Regions from separate parts of the Homo sapiens genome. Here region 1 is linked to region 2. The links are chromatin contacts, found by Hi-C or POLR2A ChIA-PET in ENCODE. All regions are on one chromosome and are shown on one strand. The core of a region is the stretch at or near the end of the contact, and the rest is flanking DNA. Distances in the headings are between cores, read along the strand shown.

What was found. A loop is a pair of places that touch in the nucleus more often than their neighbours do. ChIA-PET counts read pairs that join two places held with the same protein, here RNA polymerase II (POLR2A). Pooled maps may share reads with other maps.
Region 1: a pooled map shows a loop between it and region 2 (2.6-fold over the local background). The contact joins two enhancer-like sites. A Hi-C loop is called at or near these places in 4 of 50 pooled maps. POLR2A ChIA-PET finds 5 or more read pairs at or near these places in 2 of 52 experiments (Panc1 and WTC11).

Annotation. Positions count from the first base shown.
Region 1 is chr17:57,337,440-57,341,292 of GRCh38, reverse strand. All of the region lies in intron 5 of MSI2 (musashi RNA binding protein 2), which reads right to left. Among named protein-coding and RNA genes, the nearest start is that of MSI2, 83 kb to the right of the region's middle. RefSeq lists an enhancer at 2,509-2,658 and a silencer at 2,560-2,727. Within about 2 kb of position 2,577, at least 3 of the 41 ENCODE cell types and tissues checked have a DNase peak (open chromatin) inside an H3K27ac peak, as active enhancers do.
Region 2 is chr17:57,669,829-57,673,829 of GRCh38, reverse strand. The region is part of intron 11 of MSI2 (musashi RNA binding protein 2); the gene reads right to left. Among named protein-coding and RNA genes, the nearest start is that of MSI2-AS1, 63 kb to the right of the region's middle. Within about 2 kb of position 1,434, at least 5 of the 41 ENCODE cell types and tissues checked have a DNase peak (open chromatin) inside an H3K27ac peak, as active enhancers do.

The sequences.
Region 1 (3,853 bases), core at 1,328-3,827, 330 kb after region 2:
CCTTCTGCACACACACCACTGCGAGCTGGATAAGATGCAGATTATTTCCGACACGTTCCTAGGTGATGCTGGGGCCACACTGAGCTGCCAGCATCCTTCCCAGCTCTGTCCTGACTTGACCTCCTTCCCTGGCCCACCCCAGCCCTGGTTCTGACTGGGGAGCCCCTCTCTACTCTCATATCATCCATGTTCTAAAAGAAGAGGGCTAGGGAAAGGTGCAGCAGCTCTCTCACACCAGCCCTGGGGCAGCATCTGAATTTGTCTACATGGACCTGCACTTGAGCACACCCCAGGACAGAATGGATACCGGGGGAGCAATGCAGATCCCAGGTCGGAGGTGAACCTGTATTCCTGCTGAGGCTCCCTGCAGGTGCAACTGCCAGGGCTTCAAGCCAAGGAGGAGCAGCCAAGATGCAAACAGTGACCAGGGACTGGGCTTCCCTGCTGCTGGGCTCAGATGCGCTGATAAGAATGTCTGGCACGCTGGAAATCGGCAGAGAGTGTACCTGCGTGGTCCCCATGGCCCAATCCCATGTCTACCCCAGAGTCAGAAGGTCAAGTACCCAATCTCTATCCCAATCAAGACTCAAGTGTCTACCTGACAACACTTCCCAGTGTCACACCACCCTCCCATCCCCCAGAACCACAGGCCATTGCTGGGGAGGCTTCTGCGGTAAAATGACTCAGCCACAATGATGGGGATCCTCTACATTTTCCCTTCCTTGTCCTGCCCTCTTTACAATCAAGGTTGCCAGGCAGAACATCAATGCCCCTCTATTTCTCATGCCCCACCCTTTGTTCCAGGGCAACAAAAGGAAGGAACTAATATTTGTTAGTGCCAGAGCTTGATCCATTATATTTCATCTCATTTCAGCCTCCAAAGAGCCCTGCAGTGTTGACACTGTACCTCCATTCTGCAGATGCAGAAGTGGAGGCTCTGGGAAATGAACCTTTGGCTGTACTGGCAAAAGGGTTAAGTACAGCACAAGGGTTAAGGCAGTGCAGTGTAGTGGCTGGGAGGAGGTGCGTCTGGAGGCCGACTCCTTGGGTTTGCACAATGGCCCATCACTTACTAGCTCCATGGATCTGAGCCTCTTTGAAGCCTAGTAAGGTAAGAATAATACCTTTCTCAGAGGGCTACTGTGAGGACTAAATGAGACATCATGGAGTTAAGGTAAGCCAACCTAGGGCAAATGGTCAAGAAATGTTAGTCAGTATCACTCAAGGTCAACAAGCTAGGAAGGGCTGGAACCCACACTTGAGCCCAGGTGGGCTGAATTCCAACACCTCTGCTGCCCAGTTTTGGGCAGGCTCACAACTTTATAGCAGTCAGTTCCATTCCCGGTCACTGATGAGCTTCTGAGGGACCGCCACACTGGAGGCCAGGGACCTTGGGGAATCCATCTCAGCTGGGAAAATGGTTTTCCAGGAGGCCATGGCCCAGAATACACCCTAAGCACAGACCATGGGAAGCTGGAAAAGTTTCTGGGAGTCAGGAGACCCAAAGGTCCTCAACTGGTGATGGAGACTCACGGGTGGAGACACAGAAGCAGCCCTACCAATGACTGATCACAGGAAGGCAACAGTTCACCCACTGCAAACGTGCATGAGCATCTTTCCTTGGAGAGAAAATGTCCCAAAGAATGAAAAATGGATATACTGTCATCATGGCAGGGTGTGAAACGAAAGGCTGAGAAGTTAGAAACACCAGGAGCATGGCAAACGGGACTCAACCCCTTGCACACAGACCATCATCCACGACAGCAGGGCAAGTCCGTGCCACAGGGAGGGGGCCCGAGGGAGGGAGGAGCAGCCCAAACCAACGCTGCCAGTTCTTCAACCAGAAGAGAAAGCATCACGCAAGTGGAGGCAGGAGCTGAAGGATGGTCAGTGCAGATCAAACAGAAGACAATGGAAATGGCTTTGACTTTCTTAAGCGTGCATGCAAGAATGAAACACTTGGAAACCGAGTTGGCTTTTAAGACAATCCTGAATCAATCCGTGAGACGATGATCTAAATATGCCGACCCCCTGGAGGCTGCCCAAACGCGAAGCCACCACTCACCCTCTGCTCAGTGAAACCGGGTGGTGCCTCGCGGGCTGCTTGCCTTTCCCAGGAGCTCCTGTGTGATGGACAGTTCTAAGGAATACCCTATAATCTGCATTTATGCCATTTGTCTCTTTGATACAAAAAATACAGATATTTGCGTCATTTATTTTAACGTCCGTGATTTTCTTTTGAAAGCCACAAAGAGAAAGAAAAGTCTGATCCCCTCTCCCCCACCACTTCTTTAGATGCCTGAAAACTTAAGCCTGGCACCCCTGACAAGCCAAATTGATCTGGAAAGCCTCTTCAGAGAGGCCAGTTGCATTAAAAGAACAAATAAAGGACTCTCCTTGCAAAGGAGACAAGGAAGACAAAGGGGAACTCAGGGGTGGGGCCCTTCCCCATCTCGGCAGCCCCTGTAGGTGAAGACAGGGAGGCAGGGCAGTCCCTGCGTGAGCTGCTCATGCCACATTATCTGCTTTGTGGTAGAACTCAAACCACAGCCTTGAATAAAAAGCCATAGCAGGGACCAAAATGAGGAAGAGAGGTTTTCAGCACCAACAAGATGGAGAGGCTGACAGGCAGGCACAGCTCCCCGGGTCAGTGAATTAACACCAGCCCGCTCCTCCAGGCAGAGACCCGGCTACGAGTTATGCAGCCTTCAGGGTCCCCAAGCAACTGGGATGCAACAAGTCTGCGTGGGGCCTGCCAAGCTCCTTATTCTTTATTTATGGTCTCATGGACAGAGACCGCAGAGATTATGGTCTCAGGCAGAGACTGCAGTGAGCCTAGATCGTGCCATTGCACGCCAGCCTTGGGCGACAGAGCAAGACTGTCTCAAAAAATAAAATAAAACAGGCCAGTGCAGTGGTTCATGCCTGTAATCCCAGCACTTCGGGGGGCCAAGGTGGGTGGGTTATTTGAGGTCAGGAGTTCGGGACCAGCCTGGCCAACATGGTGAAACCCCATCTCTACTAAAAATACAGAAATTTAGCTGGGCATAGTGGCGCACACCTGTAATCCCAGCTACTCAGGAGGCTGAGGAGGAGGATTTCCTAAACCCAGGAGGTGGAGGTTGTAGTGAGCCGAGATCACGCCACTGCATTCCAACCTGGGCGACAGAGAGAGACTCTGTCTCAAAAATAAATAAAAAACAAAATAAAACCCATACAAATCTCGTCCTTGGCGGTAAGGTATATTTAAAACGTATCTGTATTTTACATTGAGATGAGAGAACGTTACACACCAATTAAAAATCATGTTTTTACAACCATCTAGTAACACGTGAAAATTATTACTAAGTACTAGTAAATGCAAAAGCACATACACATGCACACAACACAGCGTGATTCTAATTCTGGGTTCTTTTCCAATTCTGTTTTTAAATACGTATGCACACAAAAATGATAATATACCAAAACATTCATTTATTTGCACTTTTCTATATGTTTTGAATCTTCTGTAAGGAGCATGCATTCATTTTCTAATTAAAAAATAAATATGAACAACCTTTCCTTCTGAAAAGCAAGCAGCCGCTGTTTTGGCTTGGCAAAAGACCAATTCATGATGTGAAGAAGGAGCCCCCAGCCCGAGTCACCGTCCAGCTAAGGACTCGACCGTGGTGCCAAGAGCAGCGCTTGTTGCCAAGGTGGTAAACACGACAGGGACAGCCGCCAGGGATTCTCACTGCCCCTGAGACCCAGGCTAGCCAGCGACACAGAGACAACAGCCTTCCCAGAGGAGAGAGCCCAGCCTCTGAGACACCCAGCCGTGAAGGCTAGAGGCCGAGAAAGTGGAGAGAAAATG
Region 2 (4,001 bases), core at 185-2,684:
GCAGGCTCAGGATGTACCTTTGCTACAGAGAGAGTGGACTTGACACGCACAAATCCAGAGAGTGGTGGGGTTGCAGATCGGGGGGCAGCGGAAGGTGACACTGCCTCGGCCCCCCCAATCCCATCATTCTGACCCTAATGAGGGCCGCAGCCTGTCAACCAGTTAACCAGGTTAATTTTGTCTCACCTTTATTTCTCCTTAGTAGTTTAAACTTTATTTTCTTTTCCAAAATGGAAAACAATATTTTTTTAATTGTTAAAGGAAGTTCTTACTGATTTTTAAGCCTCAAGGTGAGTCTGGGCTGGCTACCTTTGGGCTACGGCTAACCCGTCTTAAAGAACCAGACATTCTGAGAGTCACACTTTCACATCTTTGGCTCCAGAGGGCTGCTCCTTGCAACAATCACTTCTCCCTTCTGCCTCCCTTGGCTTCTCCCCCTCTGCCCTATGACCAGTTGCCTTCAATGGCAGAGGCAAAGAACATCGATGCAGGTGGGGTCACTCCTGGCTTTGGCCCCTCCCTTTCCCAGGGGCCTGTGATTTGAGGCCCTCAGTTCTGGTGGGCCTGGAAGAGCCAGAAGTGGATTGATTTTCACCCACTTGTCACAGGGATGGGAAGAGATTGATGAGGCACCCAAGGCACACTAGCAGGAGACTGAGACAGAGACACAAAGATACACGGGAGACCAAATCAAGCTGGGCCTGGCTCCTGACTCAGCAGAGAAAACAGAACTGAAGCCTCCAGATGCCCTTGGGGCGGGAAGCCCGAAGGTGAGCCCCTCTGAAGCTGTAGCTGAGAAATGAATAAACTGGCCAATGGAAAGAGCAGGTTAAAGAGAAAAGAAAAAAATAAATTATAGAGGCTTAGAGCAAGTGAACGGCTGATCTGGGAATGCGCTGGCAGAAAAAAGGGATGGAGATTTTTGAATATAGAAGATTCAACTTGCAGATAACACTTGGCCCTCTCACTCATGGAGGCAAATATGAAGCCGAGATATTCAAAAGGCGGTATTATCTTAGTCTAACACACTTTTTTTCTTCTGAGCTCAGGAAAACAGAAGAAGCTTGGACAGTGGACTCCTGGTTTTGTCCAGGCAGCTGAAACCCCTCCCTATACAAATAAACTAATTAGCCCGTTCCATTTTAGGCTAATAGGATGGGGTGGGCATGAGGAGGCGCAGTGGTAGACGGAAAGTTTTTTGGCTTCTTTCTTGTCTGGCCGGATGTGAACCCAGGAAGGTGTTGGGCAGGCCCACCTAACTAATGGGTGGGGAGAGGCAGGTTTAGGTTTCCGTTTCTTCCAGCAGGAGAGCCACCTAGAGACTAATCTAGCCAGCAGAAGCAGCCTCGGAGACAGGATGTAGCATGCCCACAGAAGGGTGCTGTTCAGAAATACCCCCTTCTGCAGGCTTAGATAGAAGACAAAAGGGCTGTTGGTATTATGCCCATCCTTGGCAACCGCTCCCATTCCTGTGTGTGGGGAGGCCTGTGGTTTCTGAGTCGGCCTGAAGGGAATTTCACAATAAGCAGCTCATCTTAGGTCTATATTACCCCTCCTTGCTCAGTCCTCCTCCATCAAATGACACTAAAATCACCGTGGAGAAGACACTGTATTAGAATGCAGCTTTCAAATCCCAAGTCCCGTTTTATTACGCACTTGCTCATCACGGTGCCGGAGCCTCAGCTCAAAGTCACCTTGCAGATGTCCCCCAGCCAGGGGTGAAAGACAGGGCTGCTGGGTCCCCACTAGAGGGCGCAGCCAGCAGGCAATAAGCACCCAGTTCTGGCTGGTCCCGCCTCTAGCTAGGCTTCTGGGCAGTGGAACCCGCACCCCTGAGGGCTGGGCGCATGGAAGAGAGGAGCCTCTATTTTCCACAGTCGACACTTCTCTCTGTCTGTCTCTGTGAGCAGAAGAACCAGGCTCCAGAAAGCATGTTAAAGTCCCCGAACGAGCCATCTGGAAACCCATGCATCTTTGAGAAGACTCATAAAAAGCAACGGCTCTGGCTGCTTAGGAGAGAATGGGGACTGCCACTCGGCACATAAACTTGTCAGTAGCTGTTCCTGCTGTCTGACAGTGGGAAGGCATTAGGGACAAAGCAATTTTCTTCTTTTGCAAACTCAGCGTAACTCCACAAACTGAACACTGGCTGGCTACGCAGGAAAGGGGGTCATTTGAGAACCCGTCTCCCTCTAAGAGGAGAGGTGGGGAGTGGGGTTGGGGGGTGGGGGAAGGCATGAAGCCAAATCTCTCACCTGAGGGTGCTTTCTGTGGAAGTCATTCTCCAGTCAATTCTCAGTGATCCTTCTAAGCGAACGGTGCCTTTCCCCAGGCACGGAGACTTATTTTGGGGGGCCAGAATTGGTCCCATATACCAGGATCAGCTTGGGAAGAGAGGATGGGACATGGCTCTTAGTGGGCAAGGGCACCTTGTCTACTGCTCAGCTAGGGTGTGCGTGTGAGGGGGCGGGGACAGGGAGCACACTTTGTTGAATAAATAAACAGTGCTGAGGTTTATAAATTGGATATTATGACTCCTGTCCCAGAAGAGGACAACGTCTTGCAAACGTCTTGGCATTTTTGCAGCAGGAGCTATGAGCATTAAGTGGCTTGGGACAAGCCCTGCTCTAGGATGGCAGTTTGGGGGCTCATTGCGGTGATCAGGTTCATTTCATCAGCAGCATCCATGGCAGGTTCCTCTTTGCCCCTCATCCTCACTCTCCAATATCCTCTGGGCTTTCCCAGTCAAGGTGGCACCCACAGAGAGGCAGCAATGATGTAAGGAAAGGGAGTACTGGACTCAGAGGCAGAAGACCTGACTGTGACCCCAGCTCTGCTCTTACAGTCAGGTGCCTTGGGCTAAGAAGCCACTCACAAGCCCAAGTCCTCATCTGTAGCAAGTGAGTGATGCTTTCCTTATTCAATCTGACTCATGGGACTGCTTCAAGAATGAAAAAGAGACAGAGCTCTGTAACTTGTCAAGTTTAAAACAAATACACCCTATTTCTGAAATAGTTATGTATGCAGAGGCCAATAAGGCAGGTACCACATGCAGATTTAGGAAAATCTGACATAGGAAAATGCAATTCACTTGCCATATGAATCAGGAGGTGATTGACAAAAAACCCAATTTATCCATTTGGTGCATTTAATCATCTTGGGCCTGAAGAAAGGACTCCTGGGAATGGGGACCAGAAAAGCAAGGACACCGATCTCACCGAGGACGGCAAGAGGAGATGCACTTGAATGAAAGTTGGTGGTATTTCACATTGGATAAAAGGAGAAACTTCCTGCCCATCAATAAAATACTCTGATGGCTGACCTAGGAAAGCCCAAGAATCTTATCCTGGAGATCTTAACAGAGACAGATGCTGCAGGCTTAGACTCTCACCTGTAAGGGTTGGACCCAAAGCTACTGGGCACCTTTCCCTTAGGGTTCTAAAGCAAGACGGGAGAGATGCCTGCTGTCTGGCCAGCATGTGGCTCTGCCCAACTGCAGTGACAAGGGGCTGGGCTGAGAGTGGAATTAGGCATGGAGGGTAGGGAAGTGGTGGTAGTCAGAACAGCCTCACTGTGGGTCTAGAAAAGGTATGGAAGTCTAGTCCAATAATTTCTGTGTTGTCCCTAAGTGATGTCACTGGACCTGAGGCAAAAAGCTAGAGCCAGGTCAATGAGGGGGGCACCTCTGGCTCTAAGGCCTGAAAATTGAATTATTACCGATTCAGAGAAAGCAAATGTTTACAAAATCTTTTCCAGATGAGCTCAGTTCACATACTTGGAACAAGCCAGGGGCCCACCAAGTTCCAGCCCTAGACCCAGCTCCTGGTGTGGTGGGTCTCACATTTCCGCAAAGGCCAGGGCCAGCCCTCAAGACAATTTCAGTCATCTGCTTTGTGAATTATCTGCTGCTGCCAGGTTTCATTTCAGGCAGAAGACCGCAGTGGCCCCTGGTACATTTCCGGGAGAGAGACTCTTCCCTGCCCAGCCTGTGCGTGTGGCTC